2 separate regions of the Homo sapiens genome follow, and region 1 is linked to region 2. A link is a loop called in an ENCODE intact Hi-C map of the cell type or tissue named here. Cell type or tissue: prostate gland. All regions are shown on one strand. Links, peaks and the distances in the headings refer to the core of each region. The heading gives the core; the rest is flanking DNA.

What was found. Hi-C counts contacts between places; a loop is a spot of excess contacts. Peaks named below come from ENCODE experiments on the same cell type or tissue, not always from the same donor. Only the 100,000 strongest peaks of a DNase experiment are listed, where the experiment ranks them.
Region 1: it touches region 2 in a loop (3-fold over the local background); 8 of 110 quality-filtered maps call a loop at or near these places.

The regions. Positions count from the first base shown.
Region 1 is chr2:109,493,953-109,507,197 of GRCh38, forward strand. SH3RF3 (SH3 domain containing ring finger 3) reads left to right here. Exons shown (of 10, transcript NM_001099289.3): 10 at 7,551-10,682. The coding sequence ends at 7,719. It also overlaps a transcript of RANBP2 not described here. Among named protein-coding and RNA genes, the nearest start is that of SEPTIN10, 110 kb to the right of the region's middle. In prostate gland, for the core only: no CTCF peak of the experiment used is centred there; a DNase peak (open chromatin) is centred at 5,849; H3K27ac peaks cover 1,557 bases.
Region 2 is chr2:108,923,738-108,937,043 of GRCh38, forward strand. EDAR (ectodysplasin A receptor) reads right to left here. Exons shown (of 12, transcript NM_022336.4): 2 at 7,227-7,295; 3 at 6,383-6,505; 4 at 5,461-5,642. The coding sequence starts at 7,277. It also overlaps a transcript of RANBP2 not described here. Among named protein-coding and RNA genes, the nearest start is that of EDAR, 59 kb to the right of the region's middle. RefSeq lists an enhancer at 5,500-5,999. In prostate gland, for the core only: a CTCF peak has its summit at 4,844 (motif pointing right); a DNase peak (open chromatin) is centred at 4,854.

The DNA of each region.
Region 1 (13,245 bases), core at 4,843-7,342, 570 kb after region 2:
GCATCAGAACCTCCCTTCATGGGACCAACACCTGCTGCCTGTGTTTTCCGGATGGGTCCTGGCCCTTGTCTGGAGTCACAGAGTTGGTCTGCCGGCTCGTGAGAATGACAGACTTTGGGATAGTTCAAAGCTGTTCTCATGTCTCCCCTAGGATCCTTCTTCCCCAGACCCCTCAACTTTATCTTCAAAGACATGACTTCCAGACACCTCAATAAAAAGTATTGAAAGACCCTGTTTCTATAAAGTCATGGGCATCTCTGATGAATTAGAAAATTCAGAGACTCACTCCCGTTCTCTGAGTGTTCCATCTAATCAGGGGTCATTGTACCCAGAGACTCTTTGGTGGCTCCTTGCACCCAAGCACTCTGTAGCACTCATTAAAGAGAAGTGTTTCCAAAAAACAGCCTGAAACCAAACTGCTCATGAGCCCCAGAAGTGCCCCCTCCCCTCAACATGGTAGCCACAGGCTGCCTGGTATCCTGGGGAGCCCTAGCAGGTCGGAGCTGAGGGCATGACTGGGAAAATGCTGACTCCTCGGGCTGGGACAGCACCAGAGAGCACTTGGACTTGGGCCCTGCAGACTTGTGAGTAAAACTTACTTCCAGGCTTACTTTGGAGGAGGAGCTGCTGGGCTGCGCCCTGTGCAGAGGTGAGAGTCCCTGCAGTGGGGCCAGAACACTCAGCTGCCAAGCACTCCTGGAGGGCCTCAGGTGTGCAAGGCCCACCTGTGATCATGAAAGTGGGAATGCAGGCAGCAGGGCAGTATGGGCTGTCAGGGTCAAGGTTTCCACCCCAAAATGCCAAGGAGGAATGGGCAGTGTTGCTGCCTGCATTTCTTGGGCCTTTCCTGTGCCCAGACTCCTCCAGATCTCAACCATCTCTTTCAAGACTCTGGAAAGAGAGCGGGCGCTGCTCTCCTCTCCACTCTCAGAGGAAGGACATTCAAGTAGAAGGTGCTGCAGAGGGAGCTCCTCTGAGAAAGGACTAGGGGAGTGTACTGTGAGCAGCAATCTGGGGCCGGGTCAGCGAGGCTGGCAGGCTCAGCTGCCCTGCCCCAGCAGCTGGCAGGCAGCAGGCCAGTCTCGTAAGTAGACTTATGAGCCAAGCCCACGAGCCTGGGGTGTAAGTCACCTAGAGGGCCATGCCCCGTTCCTTCCAAGAGGACCTCATCTTTAGGTGTCTGGCATATTCTTGTCCTGCGGACTATGTGCAGAGGGAGCTGAATTTCCAGAAGTTGCTTGTGGAACTCAGAATACGGGTGTGGTCATGGGAAATGCAGGCAGCAAATGCACATGGCATCAGGTTAGAACCGTCTAATGCCCCAGTTCCCCAGCTACACCAACCCTGGTCTGTTCTGGTGCAGGGCCAGGCAAGCTGAGTTCTGGGACCAGCCCCTCCTGCCCACTGGATGCCTGCCTCCTGGCTCTTCTGCACCTTGGCAGTATCAAGTATCGTAGAGAGGCTTTGAGTAGACAGACACTCTGGGCCACCTACCGGCCATTTCATCCTGAATATCTTTCATTCCTTTTTTTTTTTTTTTTTTTTTTTTTTTTTTTTGAGACAAAGTCTCACTCTGTCTGCTGGAGTGTGCAGCGGTGCAATCTTGGCCCACTGCAACCTCCGCCTCCCAGATTTAAGCAATTCTTGTGCCCAGCTTCCCAAGTAGCTGGGATTGATTACAGGCGTCCACTGACATGCCTGGCTGATTTTTGTATTTTTAGTAGAGACGGGGTTTCGCCATGTTAGCCAGGCTGGTCTCAAACTCATGGCCACAAGTGATCCGCCCACCTCGGATTCCCAGAGTGCTGGGCGTGAGGCGTGAGCCACTGCACCTGGCCCCCTTTCTTCATTTTTATAGTCCTAGTTTCCACATACATAAAATGGGGATAATAATACATGTCTGGGTATAATACTTGTAAATCACCTAGATTAACACCAGAAAAAGTATGAGTGCACACTAAACACAACAATAATAATATATGCTATTGTGTCCAGAGTTGGTTCCTGGTGGGTTCGTGGTCTCACTGACTTCAAGAATTGAGCCACAGACCTTCGCGGTGAAGAGCAAAGGACAAAGCTTCCACATGGAAGGGGACCCACCGGGTTGCCCTGGGGTGGCCAGCTTTTATTCCCTTATTTGTCCCCTCCCATGTTCTGTTTTTGTCCTATCAGAACGCCCTTTTTTCCATCCTCCCTGTGATTGGCTACTTTTAGGATCCTGCTGATTGGTGCATTTTACAGAGTGCGGATTGGTGCATTTTACAGAGTGCTGATTGGCGCGTTTTACAGAGCACTAATTGCTGCATTTTATAATCCTCTTGCTAGCTACAGAGCGCTGATTGGTGCATTTTACAGAGTGCTGATTGGTGCATTTTACAATCCTCTTGCTAGCTACAGAGTGCTGATTGGTGCATTTTACACTCCTAGCTGCAGTGCTGATTGGTGCATTTTACAATCCTCTCATAAGAAAGAAAAGTTCTCCAAGTCCCCACTCGACCCAGGAAGTCCAGCTGGCTTCACCTTTCACTATGACCTCTCTAATAGTAACATATGCTGTGACATCTATGATAATAGTAAGTCAGTGAGGGTGAGGGCACCTGCAGCACGGCCTGGCCGACTCCTGCCCCTTTGACCTGCTTCTCCCCAGATGTTCACATCGGATCAGCTCATCCTCAGCTCTTGATGGCCTGTGAGTTATATGGCTTTGTTAGGATTTCAGCGTTCCTTGATCTGATCCATTATGTGTGTGGTGAGCAGAATAATGGCCCCCAAAGATGTCTATGCCCTAAACCCTAAAAACTCATGACTATGTTACCATACATGGCAAAGAGAAATCAGGTTGCAGATGGAATTAAAGTTGCTAACCAGCTGACTTTAAAATAAAGAGATTACCCGGGATTATCCAGGTGGGCCCTGTGTAATCACAAAGGGTCCTTATGAGTAGAAGAGAGAGGCAGAGGAGAAGGTCAGAGTGGCATGATGTGAGCACTCCCCTTTGAAGATGGAGGAAGAAGCCTCCAGAGAAGGGATGAAGGCAGCTTCTAGCAACTGGAAAGGCAAGGAAACAGCTTCTACCCTAGAGCCTGCAGGAGGAACCAGCCTTGCAGATGCCTTGATTTTGGCCCAGTGAGACCACGTTGGAGTTCTGATGGACGGAACTATAATATATTTTTATAGTATGATGCCACTACATTTATGGTCATTCGTTATAGCCATAAACAACTAATATGTGTGTTGATATTACAGTTTAGTGTCCAGGGTATAGAAGTATTCTTATCCCCAAGTTCCTAGCAGACACCACTCTGTTACCAGCACATTCCATGGACTCAGGGGCTCATTCGTCTTCCTGTGTTGGAGCAAGTGCTCTGAAAAGGCTACCACATGGAGGGCCACTTTGCAGACTCTGTTGTCAGGGAGGGAAGCAGACGACCCCCAAGGAAAGCAGAACATCCAAACCTCGCACACAGAGCTAATGGTAATAATAATGGAATGAGAATTCATTCTGATTTTGCCCATTTGGATTCCTTGAGCCCTGTGTCTGAAAATTAGCTGTGGTTGCCATAACCTTAATTATACTCAGCAGGGCAGAGTTGCTTGCTGATTTATGACGCACAGTTGTGACCTGGGAGTAGCTGTCATCCTCAGCTGCTGACACGGACACGACAACGGCGCTCTGTGTCTATAACGGGGAGTATCAATTACTTTCCTGCAGCAGGAAGAACAGCTCAGAGTCTTGGAATGATCTGGACAGAAACGTTAAACACTTGTCTCGTATAAATTCAGCCCACATCCATCTGGGCTCATTAAATCATTGAATTGCTCAGAAGCACCAAATTACATCTTTCTAACAAATTATATTTTTAAAGCTGCTTGTTTATTTCACATCTGGAAGTTGAGGCAAAAGCCAAAACTTGCATTCAAAGTCTGAGAAATCATCTCGCCCTTTGCCTTCCTTTCTTTCCTTGGGGAAGAGAGAGGAGGAGCAGGTGTTTGGAAGAGGTGGAGGATGGCAGAAGGCCACAGGTAGGATGGCGCTGATCCTGTGGGCCCTCGCAGCCTCAGTTTGTGTGTATGCTGTCTGATTTCACAGACCGCTGGCTGCATCCCGGCAGCCATCTGTCCTCCTTGAAGGAGGGCCAGCAGGAAGCCCTCACAGAGACGCTGAGCTGGGAGGAAGGAGGTGCCTCCGCCTGCCCTCCTTCCTTCCCGCCTGCATGTCCCTGAGAGCAGAGTCTGGTTCGCCGGCAGATAGCCCATGGGAACCAGTCCAACCATCGTGCACCCGTAGATGCTCTGAGACACTTAGAGTTGGCTGGTATTCGGGACTGCGACCCAGAACCTGGCCTGTTCTGCTTCCCCAGGAGTAGGAACACTGCACCCCCAAGTCAGCCTCAGGAGCCCATCCTCCATGCCTCCTCCTCTTGCCAGCCTGGTGCAAGCTGGGCCTGTGTGCCCAGGGGCTGTGCACTCCATAGGACTGGGCCTTGGTCTCCTGTCTGCACATTTTTCCTGAGCCTGGCACCAAGCCAAACTGCCCCAAAGCCATGGCTTCTGCGCCCCAGGCTCTGTGAACACGTGGGGTGGGGAAGGGCAAAGGCTTCCTCCCTGAGCATGCACTCAGCTCGATTTTCAGACACCAATGTGCAAGCATTCCCTCCCAGAGCTGCTGAAAATCCACATTCCCTAGTTCATTCCCCCTAAGTAGTATCAAGTAGGTCCAGGATGGGCCCAGGGAACTGTGGGGGGTCCTGAAGTATGTGAGCCACACTTGGAGCAGGTGTGCAGTAATCCCTGTGGCGATGGGGCTTGCAGACTGGTGCAGGAGGCAGGATGGGTTGGGTAAACAGGTGAATGGCTGGGCAGTGGAAGATGGTAAGAGCTGGGAAAGGGCAGGCCCGGCGTGGCCACACAGGGAAGGGCGTTCTGGGCAGAGGGAGCAGCATATGGAGGAGCCCTGAGGTGGGTGCACCTGGGGTCGCTAGGGCGCGGCAGGGCAGAGCTGGTGGAGTGGGAAGGGCGCAGTGTGGAGGGCCTGGGAATGCTGGGGCGTTTAGACTGTGGCCCCTCCTCTGAGAGGGATGGGGACTGCTGGAGCCCTCTGAGCCTTTGCCCAAAAGGAGCCTCAGCTGTGAGGCAACTCAGTCCAAGCAGGGTGAAAGCAGGAGGCCCAGAGTGGGCAGCCGCCAGGACCAGGAGCCACCCACAGGAGACCTGCACGGAGGCCACCAGGGAAGGCATCCAGAGCCGCGGGGGCCGTGTCTCCTAGACAGCCTCGGCGTCTGTGGAGATGGGTACCCGGGCAGTCCAGTGCTGGTTATTGAGTGCCTTCGCCCTGCCAGGCCCATCTCGGTGCTGCTCAGCAAAGTGGGTGTCTGAGGGACCGTCAGCCAGGGGTTTTTAGGCAGAGAGAATAGCTGCACCCTGCCTGCCACAAAATCCACCACATGTGGGATCTGGGCTTTAGATGTGCGGTCCAACACCCTGGTGGCCCAGGGGCATCTTCTCTCAGCCCTTACTGCACAATCCTCACCCACAAAAGGGCTGGGGGTGCAGGGGCCCAGCCAGGCTTCGGGCAAGCATGCCCCTGTGGAGTTTCCCCAGGGCAGAGGGAGGCCCAGCTAGTGGGAGTGGGGATGGGGCCCTGCCTGTCAGACTCTAAGCATAAGGGCCGAGGGCACAAGGCCCAACTGGTTCGTCCTTGGCAGTGTTTTAGAGGAAGGCTCTCCTGGGGCCACCACAGCTGCTTTTCAGCCTTGTTCCTCCTCCTCTGTGGCTTGCAGGATGGGTGTGGGATAGCAGAGCAGGGGGGTGTGTGTGTATGTGTGTGTGTGTCCTGTCAAACATAATCATAGCCGGACACTAGTGAAAGTAGTCAGACAGGTTTTAATCGGCAACATAACTGACATTTGCAATGGGGAATAGGGTCCAGGCTGAGCTGAGCTCAGGTTCAATTGGCACACAAGTGACTGGGGGTTTCCAAGAGAGAATGAGGGAGCAGGGAGGCAGCGAGTGGGGGCTCAGGAGAGTGGGGGAAGTGAAAAGTTACAGATGGTGGAAGCGGGTGGTCCGTGTGAACACATCTGGACATGCTGACGTGCTCACTGAAGTCAGGAGACAGTGTGTGGCTGTCCTCAGGTGTGGCTGGAACCCACAGTCGATTCTTTTGGCTGCCGTGAGGTTTCTCAGGCAGGCACTTTAAAGGGGACTGGGGTCAGCCTAGGGATGCCACCTTGAGCTGTTAGAAGCTATGTTAGTGGTTGTTCAAGTTGTTATAGGCAGAGGTGAGGCCCAGCCAAGAAGAGGGCTCAGAGGAGCCAGGCTGGAGTGTGGTCGAGGAGAGAACTCTTGGTCAGTGCCACAGCTAAGTGTTGCCAGGAGCACCTGCCACAGCCCAGAGAGCCCCTGGGGTGCACTCAGAGCTCCAGCACCTGCCACGCAGCACACCCCATGCCCCTGGGTCCCTGCAGGCGGAGGCCATGCAGGGAAGACCCCAGGGAAGGCTCCTGTCTCTGATTCCACACTACAGCATATTGGTCTGAAGACAGGGACTCCAAAGAGGCCTCAGAGGCTGCAGGGGGCCCAAGTCTTGTGGAAATGAGATGTGGGGAAAGTTGGGCCTTATTGATGTTGATGTTGTGGCCTCAGCCAGTTCCAATGCTAAGGCACTGGGAAAAAAATCTTATGATTTTTGGAGCACATTTAAAAATAAGGACAGGTTAGGCACGGTGGCTCATGCTCGTAATCCCAGCACTTGGAGAGCCTGAGGCCAGCGGATCACTTGCACTCAGGAGTTCAAGACCAGCCTGGGCAACATAGCAAGACCCCATCTCTACAAAAAAAAATTAGAAATTGGCTGGGCATGGTGGTATGTGCCTTGGTCCCAGCTATTCGGGAGGCTGAGGTGGGAGGCTTACTTGAGCCTGGGAGCTCAAGGCTTCGGTGAGCTAGGATCATACCACGGCACTCCAGCCTGGGTGGAAGAGCAAGACCCTGTCTCAAAAAAATAAGGACAATTTACATAAACAATGTTCCAAGTACCTTTCACACATCACATTGGGCCCCAACCTGTGAGGTGGTGCTGCAGTTGAGGAGCGTGCTTTTCAGAGGAACCTGCAGAGGGAGAGGTGAGGACACGAGCCCAGGGTCTTGACACTGGGATGGGGCAAATGGGGACACAGTTTTTCCTGACCCTCCCCCGCCCCTGCCCCTGGGAGGCCGCAGTCTAGGTGGGTGGGCCAGGGCAGGAGCGTGGATATGAGATGGGGGGCTGTGCTTGGGTGGAGAATCTTCAAGGGAGTGAAACAGTCCAGCTTCTTCGTAGATCAGCGTCTAAAAGGACAGCAGGGGGAAATGCCTTTTAAATTTTTTTTATTAAAAAATGAAAAATTTCCAGAGTTTTGAAAAAATTAAAAATAAAGATAAATAGAAATTGTATAAAGTGGGAAAATAGCAGCAAATAACAATAATTTACACCGAGGGAAGAAGAGAAAGCACGACCCAGCAGATGGAGATTGTCTGTGTGGGGCTCACCCACTGTGCTGTTTCCCCAGGTACCGCGTGGTGGTCTCGTACCCACCCCAGAGTGAGGCGGAGATCGAGCTGAAGGAAGGCGACATCGTCTTTGTGCACAAGAAGCGTGAGGACGGCTGGTACAAGGGGACCCTGCAGCGGAACGGCCGCACAGGCCTCTTCCCGGGCAGCTTCGTCGAGAGCTTCTGAGAACTGGTGCTCCCTGCACCCAGCTCACAGAGGGGGAGGCCGCCTGGGAAGCTCCACGGCACACAGAGAGGGAGCCATGGCGCCCCAAGGGTTCCAGGTCATCTCCAAGGCACCTGGCGGGGGATACCCTGGCCCAGGGTGGGGGCCAGGGACTGTGGAGGTCGTGCCTTCTCCCAAAACCCCCAAACGGAGAGCACACCTGGGATGTTCTTCAAGGAAATGCCCACCCCCTCTGTGGAAACTGCAAAGAAAGCACCTTGAGGAAGAGAGGCAGGTGCCGGCGCAGGCAGGCCTGTGGCTGTGGTTTGCAGCCATGGCAGCGTTCTCATTTACCACCTAAGCAGGGTTGGAGGTTGCAGGAGGTCTGCAGGCGAGGTGGGTGGCATGGGGGCCAGGAGCGCTGGAGATCATCTTTCTGGGCTGCCCTGGGCTTCCCGCGGGGCCCAGGTTGCTCTGTCACCATTCTATATACCTCAGTCACCTGCCGCCCGGCTGCTCAGCAGGGGTGTTTGTGAGGCCCTGGGGGTGCCCCGGAAGGGGCACCCCACCGCCCCTGTTGGGAACCAGAGCAGAATCTGTGGGCTTGTCGCCTGCCAGTAGTATAAGCAACACTTTCTGTTCACCACCATTGTCCCTTGCATTACTTCTTTCTTACAGCATATTTTTAACATAAAGCTGTTAGACTTTATATATTTCTAATAGGTCAGACATTGCCTATTTTTCATACATCTGGTGCTGCCTTTTTGTAAAACTAATAATGACTTGGTTGAGCTTGAAAGAAAAGATGTCTGAGGCGACATCAAAGGGGCAGAATTTTTATATTTCCCATATGGCTTTGGGAGAGCGCCGAGAAGCCGCCATCCCGCACCTCAGCGCTGGCCAGTACTCTGGGGGCTGGCGGGGTGGATCCATTGAGGGGGTCGGAGGGAGCTTGGAAGCAGCCGGTTTCTTTAAACTCTTACCAAAACCCCGCGCTCTGTCTAGACGGTGATGATTATTATTCAAGACCTGGAAACATTTCGAGGAAGGGCCACTATAATTGTCCTTTTGTGTGGCGGTAGAAGGAGCACGCAGGTCAACCCCAGCCGGGAAGGCAAAATCTTCCCTTTATTGCCTCAGAGAGAACTGCAATTAGCATTCTCAGAAGATGATTTCTTGGTATCAAAATGTGCAGTTTCTACAACAGTTTAGATCACCACCACCATTTTTCTTCTTTTTTAAAAATAAATAACTGCTCCCATTTCAGGCAGTGCAAACCTTCATCTGCTGGAGACCAGAGGTACAAGGAGATCAGGGGGTTGCAGCACCGCTGCAGGCTTGCAAGATCGGGGAGTTGGGAGGGCGAGAGAGGAGGAGGTGCAGCTTTGATGCTGGGACCTCCCTGAGTGGGGCTGATGAATGTATATTCATTAGCACCATGGCTCACTTCCCAGGAAGACTGATCAGGAGCCCTTCAGGGACAATTTTGTTCTCAAGATTCACACCTTAGGAACACATTTTTATCACCTCAAAATTTTGATCCATCACCCCTCTCTCCACCTATATTTTTACAAATACCATTCAGACTTAAATTAAGCTGAAGAAACTAGCCTTTGGTAACATAGGGTGTCATTGGTTTTCAGGGATGTAACCAATTCCAGAAATACATTCTTTTGCCTGGCATGAAGACTTTGAAACACGGGCCGCTTATTTTCAGAGTTCCTGTTTTGGGACGTGACTTGGCTACTTGTTACTTCCAGGTGGTCACCACACGGCGGGGGTCATGCCTTTCCCTCCCCCAAGATGATAATAGATTTAATAGACTCAAAGAAGTTGTTCAGAATCAAAGAAGAAAAAGTCTGGCTTAAACATAGTAACTTCTGTGTGCCAGGTTAATGACAACCAAAAGCTCTCTATTTACCATTATTGCCAAACTTCATCAGTTGCCCATCCTGCACCAAAATCCTGTGCGTGTTTAAATTCACGTTGTCACCAAAGAGGTGCACAGATCAACAACCTGGATGACGCAGGTGTTCTCCAGGGAAACCAGACCAAGTCAAGTCTCCAGGTAACTTTTTTGAAGTCTTTTTTTTAAGGCGCGCAGGTACCAAGCAACAGAATAGAGTAACCTGAACGTTCTTACTCTCCCAGGCATGGCCCACGTGGTGCTTCAGGTAGAAATGTGCTTCACCCTCCTGGTGGGGGGCGAGGACACAGCCCACTGCATGCAGCATGGTAGAGAGCTGGGGCGAATATCTCCATGTCTTTGGAGGATGTCAGCTGGCCGCTTTCAGGGCAGAGTCGGGTGGGCGTTGGTGCCACCTTAGGAAGGAGAGCGATGCGTGGGTCTGGCCAGAGCTCTGGAGCCAATGCCGGGCTGCCTGAGAGCAGAGGAAATGCATGGCCCATGTGCATTTCTGAGTATTTTAAACTCGTTCAGGCCCTGCAGCCTTCATGATGATGTAGCTCGCAGAGAAGAGCAGGAGCAGAATTAGCCCTTTCTTCAGGCCATCTTGCCTCAAAGGGTACACATGTTTGGCGGTTAAGATGAAACTAACCCTTATGTTTCATCCTGGCCCCATGATGTACACATCTTAGCCATGTAGTGGCCTTGGGGGGCCACAGAGATTTCCTTTGAGGAGCATGGTAGAGTCCACAGCCATGGCTGAAGTCAGTGGACACCGAGGGGACAGGACTGCAGGCCACCAGGGGCCTCTGCCCAGAGGGAGGCAGAGAGGATGGCGGCCACGGGTGCTCTCCTGGCATCCTCATGGGGTGATGCCAGGCCGGGCACTTCAAAACAGGCTCAGCCGACTGGGAGATCCTTTGTACTTTGCACAGTTCACACACACAAACACACACACCCTATCCCAAGTGTTTTTGTTAGACACAAATGTCAGCGTGTGATTTTGGAAGACTTGTCAGTGATGACAAACCATGATGCCTGTGTTTCTGAGTCTTTAAATAAAAATGAACATGGAGAAGGCTTGTGTCTACGTGTTGGGAGGAGCAGGGTCCAGCAGAGGCCAAGAGGGACCCAGGTAGGAGCAGAACCTGAAGGTTTGGCCCACCTGCCTGCTGACCAGCCCAGCTGGCTTACGCACCTGCCTCTCAGTGCTCTTGTGTGGGGTGCACCGAATCTGTATCAGGATGGCATTAGTCAAGGAGATGGGAGAGTCGTGACATCAAATGTCTGTACCCAGCACATGCCAGAGACCCAGGAGCTGGGCAGTAAGAGCCAAGCCACAGAAGCCAGCGGTGGGCTGGGTGGGGAGGGTCTCCAGTTCCCCTCTAGGGGCTCATGTGCCTGGAAGGGCAGGGTGGCTTGCTGTAGATGACTCGCCTCCTTTTCTTGTCATTATTCAAGTCCTTCGTAACCAGAAGTGCCTGGTATTAACCTCGGAGACCAGCACTCTCCTGGTCTTACCCTTGTCTCTCTGGCCCTTGGGGCGCCTGAGCCATGGCTGCCATTCCCTGGAGCACAGGATGGGGGTGCAGGGAATCCCACCAACAGAAGAGCCCAGGAGCCCACTGATCTCCAGAGAGGTGCATCTGTCTCCAATCAGCCAGCCTGACACCTGGCAGAGGGCTGGGCCGCCAGCCTGATCCATGCCTGGAACCACGTGTTTCTTGAAACAGGCTTTCACTGTTCTCTTGGCTGAGACACATCTACGTATACATTTGAGCTGGAAGAACACTTAGCAAAGAGCCATTTTACTCTACCATAAAAATTAAGTGACCTTGCCAGGCAGTGGTGCATGCCTGTAGTCCTAGCTACTCTGGAGGCTAAGGCAGGAGGATTGCTTGAGCCCAGGAGTTCAAGTCCAGCCTGGGCAACATAGACCCTTGTATGAGCAAATAAAATAATTTTTTTTAAAAAAGTGAACTCGTACAAGATTAACACAGCATGGACAGTCACTGGGGAGGTAGCTGCAGGCCTGGCACTGTGGTAAGGAGGCCTGCTGTGTGCTCACTCTCCCTCCGGACAAGGCTGTGTGGATACCACTCTTGCCTCCATTTGCTACGTGAGCAATCAAGGTTGTAAGAGGTTAAATGAATTGCCCCAGGTCACATAGTTCAGTGGACAGCCATGACTCAAACTCAAGTCTACTTATCCAATGTCAAGTCTACCCTCAGAACTCAAAAGCTGGGTGCCAAACCTGTACTCCCTAATAGAATTGATACCTCAAGCACAAGAGTGTAGGAAGAGGAGAGCCAGAGGAAATGCAGGCAATGCCCATCACAGTCTGTCTGGAGAGGGTGCCTGGCAGGCCGTCCCAGCCAGCTTGCCAAGTGGAGGTATTCTGCCTATAGAAATTACACAGCAACCCATCAGGGCCTGGTGCCGTTTTACATTCAAATCACGTACTTCACTGCCTGTTTTCCAGATCCATGCTCCTAAGCAAACAAGTAATTTGCCTTTACTGATTTAGCAACCACAGAGAGAACAGTGGGAGTCAGGGCATTATCTGAACAGTAGTCTACCACTTGGCCTGTGTAGCCGAGATGTTCCTCATTAGCCGCCAGTGAGCTGGGCCTTCAGTTGAGGCCTCAGTCCCTGTGGGTTTTGTGATGGGAGTTGGTATCCCTGCCTCTAACTGACACTGACAGGTGGTGTACCTGAACTGCGGAGGGGCGTTGAGTCTTCTTTCTCGGGAGAAAGGCTCCATGGCCAGGCCTATGCTGGGAGCTGCAGGGTGAGCCAGGAGGGTGAGCACCACTAGCTCTCAGCAAAGCTGCAAAGACAACACACAGGTGGCCATGGCACAAGACATTTGATCTTAGAGAGGCACCTAAACAACCTTGTGAGGACCCTGGAGAGAGGGAGCCACACTCCTGGAGGCCTCCCCTGGGGCCTTGCAGAGGGTGGGGCAGGACAGGGTGGGGGCTTCTCAGATGGAGGGAAGGGAGACTATTCACAGCCTTTTATCTGCATAGAGTTGTCACATATGTTATGTCACTGGATCCTTACAACAGCCCCCGAAGTGTGGTTCGTATCATCTCCATTTTACAGGTAAAGAAGCTTGATTCCAAGAAGTTCTGTTGTTAGCTCTGAATTAAATCAGAGGCAGAGCCAGGACTTCTGACTTCCAATCTCTGGCTTTTCTTGAATGTAGCAGAAATACTAAAATGATGGTTCTGACAGGGGGCTCTGCTGGTAGCACTTACCACCTAATGAGGTGGGACTGCTATCATATTGTTTCAAAGATGGGGAAACCGAGGCACCACCATCCAATGCTTGGTGTGAGGCCACATGCTAGGTCAAGCTGTGGTTCAGCCCCGTGCTCAGCCACCCCACACAGAGCAGTGGGAGAAGAGGAAAGGGCCCAGGGAGGCCTTGACGGCTGGGCAGGGTCCATGCCAGTCCCGCAGTCTTGGGGGCTGGAGGCTACAAGTGGAGACTGTCCAGGAGTGGTCGGCTCTGAGCTCTACCTAGGGGAGAATGGCCTGGGCAAAACGCTAGCAGGGAGGAGGGTCTAAATGCCTCTGCCAGTGCTGAGACCCTAAATGCCAAGACAGAGCACAGCCCCTGCCCACTGCCACGAC
Region 2 (13,306 bases), core at 3,389-5,888:
CATCACATCATCCACCAGAAATATCCCTGTGCCCCCACATGTAGGGCCTGCTTAGCCCCCCAGGGGTCACACCAACCAAGGCCAGACCTTCCTGGAGGAGGAACATGCCCTCTGTGAGCACCCTCCCCAGAGCCTGCAGCCTAGTGGGATTATAGGCATCAGTGTGCCTCTGGGACCCTTGGAACTCCCAAGCCATCTTTACTGCTGCTGAATGCCACCAGAGTGCAGCTGCAGGAGACAGACGGTTGTGCTGTCCAGAGAGGTCAATGCAGGTGGCCCTCATGATAGCTGGCAACACAACCAGGTTGTAAGTGCCTCCTTCTCAGAAAGCACTTGACAGAAGACACCCTTGGAAGTGCAAGCCTTTACGCTGGGGCTGCACACACAGTGCAAGGGACAAATCATTCACAGTAGCTCTGTTTGAAGTCCTTCAGCTCCCAGTGATGTTCCATTATGTCTTTCAGCTCCCCGATGTCACAGTGCCAGCCCCGTGGCTATATGACTGCTCAGGTCCTGCTCTCAGGGGTCTGCCCTGTGGCTGTGCTCCCTGCAGCCGTCCCGCTCCCAGGCACAGCCCCTGCTGGCACCACCCTCTCCTTGGGGCTCCCAGCTCGGGCGCCTTCCCTCTGCAGGCTCTAGCTCCTATCCTAGCCTGGGCCCATTTTCCATAAACAAATGCTCAGCGGAGAGCATGGAGCCATTTGTCACACTGTGAGTAGTCGATTAAATAACGTGAGCGGTGCCAACACTTTCCCTATTGCGATTCAAGAACTGGGATGAGAAGGAATATTTCCATGGCTGCTTTCTAATCTCTTTTTTATTAGCCAGGCCCCATGGAGGCCCCTGCTGACGGTAGTGCTAAGCAGCAGCCTGGCACGGGGGTCTGTGGGCTCCTGCCTTCCTGAGCCTGGACTGTTACCAGTAATGTTAGGACCATAATTGCCTGCCCTCCCTCAAAGCCCTTTATCCTCAGATCCCTGTGTATCTTGTAAACATTAATTAACCAATCTCAAAACACCTCCCAGAGAAGCCACGACAGCCAGTTTTACAGCTAAGCCTCTCGCAAATCTACCTTCTGCCCTCCAGAAGCCACTTCTTTCTATGAGGCAGGCCAAGGCAGGTGTCTGCCACGTGGCCTTGTGAGTTCACGGGCATGTGGGCCAGACCAGGTCAACCTGCAGCTTTCTAACGTCCCTGGCCCACGCTGACACTTCTGAGAAACATCTCAGGCTCCTAGGTGGCCACCTGCTCCCCATCTCACCTCCTCTGTGCCTCACTTCCTCGCCCTTGCCTCCTCCACCTTTTCTCACTCTACCTCCACGCATTCTCTCTCCCACCTAGGGGGATTGGTCCCGCTCCTGGGCTGGGAGGCCCTCCAGGGCAAGCCTTGTTCACGTCTATTGGTCCCGCTCCTGGGCTGGGAGGCCCTCCAGGGCAAGCCTTGTTCACGTCTCTATTCCTTGGACCTTGTGCTAGGTACTAAGGAAGGATGATTGTCTGTAAACATTGGCTGAATGAATGAATGACACCAAGTTCTTCTCCGTGGAACTTTGATGCTGAGGTGGACAGAGGCCCCAAAAGGCCTCTCTGCCCATCCTAGTTCACACCCCAGGTGCCGGGCTTGGTCTCTGTCATGGGTAAAGCTCCAAGGCTACACGGCGGATGCACAACACCCGGCTTTATGATGGGTGCCCAATGGGGCCACTACATTTTGAGCATGGGGAGGGTGGTGGCTCTGTCCCACGACTGTGTCTTTGACTTGTCCTGGGCACGAGGCACCTTCTGTCACAGGCTGGCCACCCTCATCTGTGGGGGTCATGTGTATGGGTCAAGCTATGCAACCTATCAAGTCACTCAGTTAAGGAATATTGAAAGGTGATACACTTTTTTTTTTCCCCCTGAAACAGTCTCCTTCTGTTGCCCATGCTGGAGTACAGAGAAGCAATCTTGGCTCACCGCAACTTCCGCCTCCCAGGTGCAAACAATTCTCCTGCCTCAGCCTCCCAAGTAGCTGGGATTACAGGCATGCACCACGACGCCTGGCTAATTTTTATATTTTAATAGAGATGGGGTTTCACCTGTTGGCCAGGCTGGTCTCAAACTTCTGACCTCAAGTGATCCACCTGCCTTGGCATCCCAAAGTATTGGGATTACAGGCGTGAACCACCGAGCCTGACCGGTGATAAACTTTTAAAAAAACATTGGCTCCAAGAGGCTGTTATGAAACTGTCCTTCCTCACCCAGTGAGTGTTCAGTGCCTCCTGACAAGGAGAAGCCACCGTTTTCTAGCACGTATTGCTGCATGCAACATTTCTAAATGTTAGGTTCTCTCTGTAGGACTAGGCTAAACTCCTCACCGCCTGGCTTACACCTGGGTCTCTCATCCTGGGCTGCACAGCAACAAAGAACATGTGGCTGTCTTTTTCTGCCTGGGCTTGTCACCAACCCGAAATCAGGTGTTCATTTAGGGATCTCTGGCCCAGCTACAGAGTGTCCGGTCCCTTCGTCTTTCTGGAAAGGTCTAATTTGCTACTTTTTGATCCATATTTGACTTTCTCCCTAGCCCCCCAACCCCTGTTCTACATAGGTTGATTCAGGTGTATAGCCCAGGACAAGAGTCAGTTTAAATGGGTCCCCTGGGATCTGTTGTTTAAGGACTGACTTTCTCTCAGTCAATAGGTGTACATTTTCCCAGAGAGTTCCTTTCTTCAGGACTCTCATGCCTGTAAGGGACGCCGCAGATTCCCAGATGTTCATTTTCCTCCAACCGTGTTGGTGTGCAGAACCAGTGCAGAGTCGCTGTGTCCTGCCCCCTGCCCCCGCCATCCAGAATCGCGGGGTGGTGGAGCTCCTCCGGGGTGAGGCCTGGAGAGGTGAGGAAGCGTAACCTCTCTCTCCCCCTTTCCTCCTGTTTTGGTTCCCAGGTCCTCCCACACAACCTCTCCCAACAGGAAAGCCTCGGGTGCTGCTCATTGTTCAGCAAGTGTCCTGGCCACACTGTGGGGAGGGCGGAGCATCAGGAGAAGCACCTGCCAAACCGCAGGCAGGGGCCTGGGCCCAGGAGAGACTGGGACAAGGCAATCCGCATCCACAGCCTGACAGCCACTTGGATTCAGGAATGAACGCAGCCTTTCATGGAGCTAGTCACACCGGCCTGCCAAGACTCCTGTGATCCTCCTCTGTGACACAGCGTGACAGCCTCGTAAGAGGAAGTGGGGCCTCCAGGGTCCTACCCTGGGGAAGCCTTGTCTGCAGTAGAGGGGGCAGCATGAGCCCCTGAGAGGGGCTGGGATTCGGAGGTGAGGCGGGGGCCTTCAATTTTGGTGGGCGTTGGGACTGGCAGTGAGGCTTTGAGCAGACACAGCACATCATGGAGCCAACCTGGAAACTGTCCCCATCGTCTGCACCCCTGCGGAGCAGTGCGAAGGCACTCTGAGGCACGTGCTGAGGGTGTCTCTGCACAGGGTCCCTTGCCTGCCCAGCAGGTGTGCTGGGCCTTGCTATGTCCTGGGTGCTGAGAGTGGTGTGGACTGAGCAGGTCACTGTCCCATGGAGTAGGGCGGGAGGCATCAAGATTCCAGCACTGGAAAGAATGTTTAAAAGCCCAGAGAGCAGCCTGCCCACTAATTCTGCAGATGGCTGTCCACATTCGCCTGAATTCTTCTAGAGGCAGGGAGCTCACCACCCTTCCAGTGTCCAACTTCTTTAGTAATTACACACTTTCTGGTAAATGTATCAGAACCAAGCACGTGGTCTTCAGGCCATAGAGTCAGCCCTGGCCTTCGGGTACTGATGGACACCTTCTCAGGTCTGAACCGTAGCCAGGCCAGAGCCAGCAGCATAGGTCGGCGAGGTTCCGTGGTGCACCCACCCTCTCCCTGCAGTAGGAATTTGCCCCATGGGGAACCCTTCTACTACAGCGGCCCCCAGCACCCTGAGTGCATAGTGACTTCCCAGCTCTGGATCTCTGCCTGGAGGTTCAGGCCATCTCTGGGTTAGCTATCTAGGTCTGGATGTCCCATAGTCCCCTCAAATTCCACACACACAACCTCTATCCTCCCTCCACCTCCCCACCAAGCACCCTCTTGCTCCTGTCTTCTGCAGCTGACAAATGGCACTATTTCCACATGGCCAGTCATGGAGACACCTGAGTATCCTCTTCTGAATCTCTTTCCCCTTCTGAGTGCCATCTGCACCCCTGGTCAGTGCTGTCTTTCAGGGGGCTCTCAGATTCTTCCTCTCCTCCACCCCCGGTGCCTCTGCTCCAGCCCTCTCCCTGCCCACAGCATCCCTGGCTCAGCAGTCTGCGTGTTGACCTGCATCAGCTTCGAGCGGAAGGCTCAAGTCTTCAGCGGTGGTTTCCAGAGCCTGGTTCCATCTGCTCCCTGCCCTCCTGCCCAGCTTGTCCACACCCCCAGGTGTACAACTCTTGCTCTGGCCACAGGGACCCAATCAGAGCCCCAGGCACTGCCCAGCTGCTCAGCCCTCTGAACTCTGGCGTCGGCATCTCCACTTGCAGGCCTCTGTCCTAGTCCTACTTCTTAGCCTAACTCATCCAGGCATCACCTCCACAAATCTCCCAAGACCTCTGCTGACACTACCTCCCCAGCCATGAGGTGAGAGGTCCTTCTGCAACTCCTAGGACACTCTGAGTGTGCCTTATGCACTAAGCTGTGGTCACCTCCCCCGTCCCCACTGGCCTCATCACTGCCATCACCTCCCTTGTCCCCACCAGCCTCATCACTGCCATCACCTCTCCCACCTGTACCAGCTGTACCAGGGACACCACCACTGCTTTTATCTTTAGTCTCTATTTGTAGCCCTTGCAAAGCATGATGTGTTGTGGCCACTAGGGGGAGGAAGCAGCAATGATCATGGCTCAGGATTTTCTGGGGATTGAGAGTCTGTATTTTCCTGGTCCCTGGCAGAATTTGCTGAGGTGTCATGCCTGGAAAAAGGAAGATTTTATCTTTCTCTCTTTCAGGCTAATTGCATTTTCAGCTTTTTGAAGACTTCTGATGCATAATCATTTTGGAGGGATTATAGGTATCATATGACTCAAATATTTTTATTAGTAGCTTCCCCAGAGTGTTCCCAGGATACTAAAAATGCTGCTTTTGCATGAAATTTTAGTTTTCTTTTTCCCAAAGTGTTTCACATGCGCTACTGCACTGTAAGTATTCAAGCAATTTGTTTCCTTTTGGTGGTCAGAAGATATTATGATGGTTAATGGCCACTTAGGAGACACAGAGGCAGAGCCTGATGGGCTGCCTGTCCACCGGAGGGGCCAGGACTCTCCGTCCTGGATGCTGCTCCTTGTGGGATGGGACCAAGGCCAGGTGTGCGGCTGCACCGAGGCCTGCAGTATCCATGACCCCTGTTCCCAAGGTCCTTGCCCGTAGCCCCTCGGGGTTTTCTGCAGAAAGCATGCCAGGGTTTGCCAGGAGGGCCTGTGCTTACCCAGGGAGGCAAGGGCCACACTCAGCGTCATTCTCCATGTCCCCTGGTGTCAGCACGGTGGCCCGGAAGAAGCCCTCACAGTCTTTGTGACGCCTGCATATCTGGTAGCCTCCTTTGGAAAACTTCTCCGCCGGGCAGGGGACGCAGCCGTAGTCCTCGTCTTTGGTGCCGTAGCCACAGGACTGTCCAGGGAAAGAGGACAGGGGACACAGGTGAGTGCAGCAGCCAAACCATACGGACTCGGCCCACAGTCCTTGGGCAGTGACGTGCCAGCTGTCTCCAGAAGCTACTCTTGCCGGGCCTTGGTTTCCTGAGTTGTCCTAACTGCAAAACCCCCCAGGAACCAGCTCATGCTCTGGGCTTGCCCCTCTCCTCGCCACTCTCAGGCTCCAGATGCTGCCCCTTTTCTGAGCCTCCCCGAGATGAATTCAGCGAGCTGCTGGAATGCCCAGGCAGTGCAGGTAGCACTTGGCATCTGACTTTCCTCAGCTTGCTACAAGAACCGGACACTGAAACCCCGGAGGTTTCCCTTAGTGCTGAACAGAACACTCAGGCTTAGCTTGCCCAGAGGCGGAGGGAGATGCAGCACTCAGGAAAAAATGTACTAGTACTGGAGAATATTTCAATCCTGCTTCCAATCAGATGATCTGACGCTCATTTAATCAGGGTAGAGTGGGAAAGTGATCCTTTAAAAACATTTCAGAACTCCTGAAAAATCTGTTTATGAATGCTTAGCTGGTGAGTGCCATTCCTGGGCTCACGGCAGCTCTTGCCATCAATCTCAACGTCCAGGGAGCGTGACCGGCTGGTTTGATATACCCTGGCATCCCCTCACACAGCAAGGCAGGCTCAGGGCAACAATGCCACAAGCAGGAGGCCTCCCCTGAGAGCGCACCAGGCTCCAGGAGGGCTGGGTCCTTACCAGGTAGGGCTCCTCTCCCGGCCCACACGGGGGGCACTCCTGGCACAGCCCCGTAGTCTGGTTGTAGTACTCGTTCTCACCGCAGTTTGAGTATTCCGCTCGGGCTGAGCACATCAGAGACACCTGCCAACAAAGGGGGGTGTTGTGGCCTCCGTACCTCCTTAGAAACACATGTGACTCCTGCAAGACCCCAAGGTTGACATAGGAAGGGGGTGCCCTGCGGTGGGGGCTCTGCTGGGGGCTCGGTCTGGGAAGGTGCCCGCTTGTGAGTGCTCACTGCTGCTAAGTCTCCAGTGGCTCCTGGTTGATCACCTGGGCACGGCCAGCCCCCACTAGAACCACCCTGCCTCACCCCTGCTGGCCAAGCCCCATCCCACCATCAAGGCCTGCTCTGAGTTCTCCTCATCAACGCACTTGCCAAGGTCATGGAGGAGGCGCCCCTGTCCCCCACTGAGCCTCTAATACAGTGGCTTCTCAGAACACCGGCGTGTCCAGGAGGATGGGGGTAGGGGTCTGAGTCTTCCAAGTCTTTCTTAGCTGCGCGGCCCCCAAGCATGAGCTCATCACATAGACACAGGGCTGTGTGTATCACACCACAAACAAGCAATCAAGAACGTTTATATCCATGAGACCCTATGAAGGGAGCTACCAACGAAATCAATGTAACTTCAGCCTGGGGCAGAGTTCTGTGCTTTGCAGGCCTGGTTTCATTTCACCCTCAGAAGAACCCTGTGGAGGAGGGACTATGATCAGCATTCCCATTTTACAGCTGAAGAGGCCAAGAAACAGTCCAACCATCATGAGGATGAGGGTGCTGTGGGGGTAAGGGGCTCAGACCACTTACCACCAGGACGGGGAGCCAGGGCGTCTGCGTGCAGTCCCCCACATGGGCCATCCTCTCCCAAGGGCTCACCTGAAAGACATGCGTCATTAGCTGGGCACTGGCGGTAGCACCCCAGCCGGGGGTCTGGCTACCTTTATTTAACCCCACTGGATATAAGGTGCCTTCCAGCAAACAGAGGGGAAACTATACATCCTAAAAGAAAAGCAGACATGAAGCTGAAGCTGTACCCATGCCACTTGGGCTGACTCTGGGGCCTTCCCAGCCTCGCAGCCATGCCTGGGAGGGAGCCTGAGAGGAGGCTAGGAGCACACGGAGGGCCCAAGGTTAAACCCGAGGTTAGTGATTGTGTTTCTCGTGCTCAGAGGGTTTGGAGAAACCTAGCCTTACATGAGCTTTAAGTCTGGAGTCCTCCAGGCCAGTCCTGGCCTCTGGGCTCCAGGACTTAGGAGGACCCCTGGAGAGACTGCCAGGAATTAGATTCTGGTCTTTGCCCCTCTGGATGCTCTCCCAGCCCCAGCTTAGTGTTCTTCCCTCTCTCTGTTAAGAACAGGTTGTCCATCAAAGTGGACAAGTCCAATAACCTAACTTTACAGTTGAGATAGTGGGAGCCCAGAGAGGTTAAGTGATTTGCCCCAGGTCACACAGCTACTTAAGGGATTGAAGGGATTGAGCATGGCTGCAGCTGTTCAGGTGTTCAGATACTTTTCACCAACTATTAATATTACACGAATGCATTCCCTTGAAGGAGGAGGTGGGTTTTTTTTTCTTTTTTTTTGCTTGTTTTTTCACTTTCTGAATGGAGACCTGTGTTTCTGACTCAAAGCAATTTTACTTGGTAGTCTGGGTATTAATTAGCCTGGCTCTACAAAGAGAGATAATGTGCTCTAGTGATCGCCTAAATTCCCCAGTGGCTGCACTCTGGTTCACTGTCCTCTTGCCACAACAAAACAGCAAGTACTCTTCTAGATGCTGGGTTGTGTGAGGAACCTTCCAGAATCAACCACTGACACAGCCCAGAAGACCAGCTGGGCCATGGAACCCAAACTCCCTAAGACCTTTCACCCTCAGAATTCTCTCGTCCTTAGCAAGCTACCATTGGTCATGAAAACCAACTAATTCCCAATACCACACACAAAAACACCGTGACGAACATATGCCATGATGCACAGGAACCTTCCCTCCCTTCCTCCTTTTCTTTCTTTCTTTTGGAAAAGTCCTGCAACAGCCTAAAGGCATTAGGTAGAAATTAGCGAAAGATTATTGGAAATAAATTAAGTTGGAGAGGCTGAGCGCGGTGGCTCACACCTGTAATCCCAGCACTTTGGGAGGCTGAGACGGGCGGATCACGAGGTCAGGAGATCCAGACCATCCTGGCTAACAAGGTGAAACCTCGTCTCTACTAAAAATACAAAAAAATTACCCGGGCATGGTGGTGGGCACCTGTAGTCCCAGCTACTCGGGAGGCTGAGGCAGGAGAATGGCATGAACCCGGGAGGCGGAGCTTGCAGTGAGCCGAGATTGTGCCACTGCACTCCAGCCTGGGCGACAGAGTGAGACTCTGTCTCAAAAAAAAAAAAAAAAAAAAAAAAGAAAGAAATTAAGAATTAAGTTGGAGAAGGAGGTGAGAGCTGTGTAAGTCAGCAGCCAGGGAACGGTGGAGAAGAGCAAAAGACCAAGGGCCCTGTCAGTGGGGACTGACATGGACAATCTTCTTTTCCAAATCCCCCAGGACTTAAGGGCTTCTTCACTGAGATTTCTGGAAAGAGAATGGTCCTTTAGGAGATGCACCCAATGCCAAGTACATATGTGTTTTTAACACATAAACCGTGGGGAAAACATTCAAACCATAGCAGCATGGAAATGTCTCTTCCCATCCGAGGCAGACAAGGCTGCTGCTTAACTTGTGGAACTAATCAGTTAACTGGCTGCTAGGGAGCTTCCAGTCTGCAGGCCTTCCAGAGATCCCTGGGGAGCACGCCTGTCCTGCCTCCCGAGTACAACAGCACATGCCCTCGCTCCCGTAGGAAGAGGGTGGGCAGAATCCTGGCAGGGCCTTAAGATGGTACGCTTGTTTATCATTGCAACAAATAAACACCCACAAAAAATCCAAAGGAACTTCAGTTTCCTGGAACACCAAGCAGGGCTGTAACACCTGTTGTTGGGTGAGAAAGAAATGATAGAGAAGAATGCCTCCGGGTGTATTTGTAAAGTTTCTAAATGCATGAAAGCAGGTCTGGAGCGATGCCTGCTGAACTTCCAGCAAAGATTTTTTTGGCAGTAACTGAAATCGGGTGGGGGTGACCAAGGACTGAGGGAGCATTCTGGGGAACATTCACTTTTTATTTTATGCAGGTCTGTATTGTCTGAGTGGTCTAGAAGAGAGAGTATGAATTCTGTGATAAAGGAAAAAGCGTGTGTCCCTGGCTGCTCTAAGAATAGGTGGGAGAAGGGGGTCCCAGGGGAGATCCCAGAGGACAGACCTGACTGGGGTCACTGGCAAAGCACAGCAGTGGTCCTGGGTCTTTCCTTGGGTCTCGGCTGTTGGCCCAGTCACCTTGGAGGTGTCTCACTTGGTGGAGACCTCCAGGTGGCTTTGGGGAAGGAAGAGTTCTGTTTCCAGACCCTCTTGATGAGGTTCAAAAACTGCCTTTTCCCACACACTGCCTGCACTTTAGTGTTGCATTTACCGTTTGGAAAACACTAAATGGACTGAGGCAAGATTGAGGAGCCAGCCACCCCAGTGGTGAACTCGCTGGGTGTTTTCCTTCTAGCAACAGAGCAAGCTGGGGCAGGCAGCGACGGGAGATCGGGGTGGCGGGGAGGCAAGGGCGACCTGCAGCCCGTCAGGTGGGGGAGGGTTGGGTGCAAGCAAAGGCCTGAAGGGGAACTGATAGGAGCCTGTTCCCCCTCCCAGCAGCCCTGGACTTGGCTTCAGGATGGTGGGGTTAGCAGAGATAGGTTTCCACTGAGTCTGTGGATAGGGCCAGAGGCTCTCAGCAGGGCTGGAGGCCTTCCAAGAACCATATGAATGGTTTCTAATTTAATTGACTTCTAATTATAGCTGAGCCTCGGAGGGCTTCCCTGAATAACTGAGAAGGGCTGGGCCTGCCGCACCTTAGTGTCAACCAGGAGCACTTATCGAAAGGCGCAATTAAAACGTTCCCAGGTAAACCCAAGCAGAGAGAAAAGAAAAATAGATACACAAAGCAGAACTAAAAGTCTGTGGCCTTAGATGTGTTTCATTATTGTTACCAATTCTCTGAGAGGGTGAGTGGGGTCTGGGGGAGGGGAGCACAGGGCAGCCTGTGGTTTGGATCCCACTTCTCAGACTGCAGATACAGGCAGGAGGTGGGCCACTGGGCGCTGGGGGGCTGACGGCTCCCAGTCGTGATCTCCTGTTTGTTTTACTTTGGGGATCCCCAATCTCCATCAGTGCCTGGCGATGCTGCTGGGGTATGAGACCAAGGACCTGACTGACGTGGGGCTCCAGCCTCGTGCACACTGAGCTCCCATATTTGTGACAGTGATGGGGAGAGGGAGCACCTGTCTTAGTCTGCTTTGTGCTGCTAGAACAGAATACCACGGACTGGCTAATGAACTGAAGTTTATTTGGGGTTCTGGTTCTGGGAAGTCCAAGAGCGACTGGCTGCATCCGGTGAGAGCCTTCTTTCCATGTCATAATATGGCAGAGGGCATCACATGGTGATAAGAGAGTGCAAGCAGGGCCAATTCACTGTTATAACCAGCCCACTCTCGAGATAACGAACCCACTCCCGCGATGATGACATTAAGTCATTCATGAGGGCAGAGCCTCACGACCTCATCACCTCCCCACCTTTCAAACCTGTTCACTGGGGATTAAGGGATTAAGTTTTTAACACATAAACTGTGGGGAAAACATTCAAACCAAAGCAGCGTGGAAATGTCTCTTCCCACCTGAGGCAGACAAGGCTGCTGCTTAACTTGTGGAACTAACCAGTTAATTGGCTAGTGATCCAGTTCAGGGGTTGTGAAGCCAGTCGCCACCCAGCAGGTTCTGTGAACACACTCTTTTGGAGTCAAGCGTCACCTGTTGGTTACCTAGTGCCTGTAGGCATTTCATGATATAAGAGACCGCATGACCAGGTAAGTCTAGAATATCTCAAATCTGGCGCTTTACGGAAAAGGTCTGCCACTCCTGCCTGAATTAACAGCTTCTCTTCCCCGACCTGCTCTCTCTTCCTCTGCCTTTGGCCCTTCCTTCCTCAATTCCCATCTAGAATGATGACACAGCTGTAATCACATCAGCTTATGACTACTGAGCTCAGACCCCAGCCAGGCACTACCATGGCTTAATCCTCACCATTGCCACTTTGTTGCTCAAAGTGGGGCCCCTGGACCAGCAGCATTAGCATCAGCTGGGAGCTCATTAGAAATGCAGAATCTCAGCCCCGCCCAGACCTGCTGTCTGGGATCTGCTTTTCAACCAGATCTGCAGGTGGTCTGTGTGCACATTAAAGTTTGAGAAGCACTGGTCTAGACGATCTCCTAGCAACATCTTGCTGAGGTGGGGAGAGAATGTTTAATGTTTAATTAATGTTTAATTCCTTCTGGGAGCCCAGGAAGAAAGCCTTGGCTGGGTCTCTCCCTCTTTAAGTTCTGGCCTTCTTCCAAAGAACAAATGCCGTCATTAGCACCCCTTTTCACACACACACACACGCAGACTCTGCACTAGACACCGATTCCCTTAATCTTGTTAGAGTTCATTCATTTATTCAACAAAGAGCTGTGGAGCTGCTACTATGTGGCAATCTTATAGGCCCTAAGGACGGTGCCAGACAGATAGGGTCCCTGCTCTATTGGGCCTTTATCTGTCCAGGGAGCCAGACATGGAAGACATCATTATATACAAGTTTGGCCCCCTTTCCTAGCCGTCCTCCCCTAGACTCAGTCTCCTCTCTGAGCTGCTCGCCTCTTGGAATGGCCTTCACCCTTGGTGGTGTGGCTTTGACTGTCTATACTTGTCATCACGGCTGCCTCCAGAGCACAGACAGTGCCCACTGCAGGAAGAAGGTGGCCGTCCTCCCTACTGGTCACCACCTTTAGGAGAAGCAGAGTCACTGCCTCGGCTGGCAGATGGTCCAGCCTCCGGGACTTCCCATTCTTCCACCCAGTTGGGCCCCCCTTGACTGTGACGGTGCTACCTCTTCCAAAAGCTTCTCCCTGAAAGGGCCACACCTCATATCTGTGGGAAGCAGCTGAGGCCAGGTGGCTGTGGGAAGCCTTGGCAGGCCTGATGGTTCGGAGTTACCTTTTAAAGTCTGTAGGACGGATGTCCCTTTTGTCTGTGGCCCCTCCAGCGTGCTTACCTGGCCTGGCCCAGCAGGGCTTGCCACGCCTGGGTTGACCGCATCACGGACAGGGAGGGGAGAGGCTGTGGCTGGCCCACTCAGCTCCATGGGCACAAGCTCTTCCATGGCGGGAGGCAAGGTGCTGGCAACTGCCTGTGTCTGGGAGGCAGCCACAGAGCTGGCTGCGGGCTCCCTGCCCACCCAGCGCTACTCTCCTTCCCCGGCCTCCCACGCTCTCCTTCCTCCAGGAAGACCCAAGGGGAGGCTGCTGGTGGCCTCCTCCCCACACCCAGCAGGATTCAGTACTCCCCCGCCTCCCTGAAGCCCCCACTTCCCATCAACCCAGACAGACCTCCCTTCCCTGTAGGGAGCCCGCAAGGTCACCATCAGAGCAGCTGAAAACACTTCCATTTGATGTGATTTACAGCTCTGAATCTTCCCTGTCTCAGCTGAGTAGTGCTAATTAATATTAGATTGGGAGGAGAGGGATGCATTCTCTTTCCACTTCTGCTTTAGTCGGATCTGTTTCACCGGAGCAGGAGGAAAGCAGAGAAGGTAGCCTGGGAGTCCCTCCTGCCCCATGCAGCACTTAGTGTCCTGCTGGCCTTGCCAGCCTGAAGTCCTCAGTGATTTCTGACCCATTTCCATTTTGCACTGGGTCCCACAAATTAAATAGCCGGTCCTGTTCCCAGCCTCTCTGGCCAGGCAGGGGAGGCCCCCCACAGTGCTGTGCCGGGGAACAGACACGCA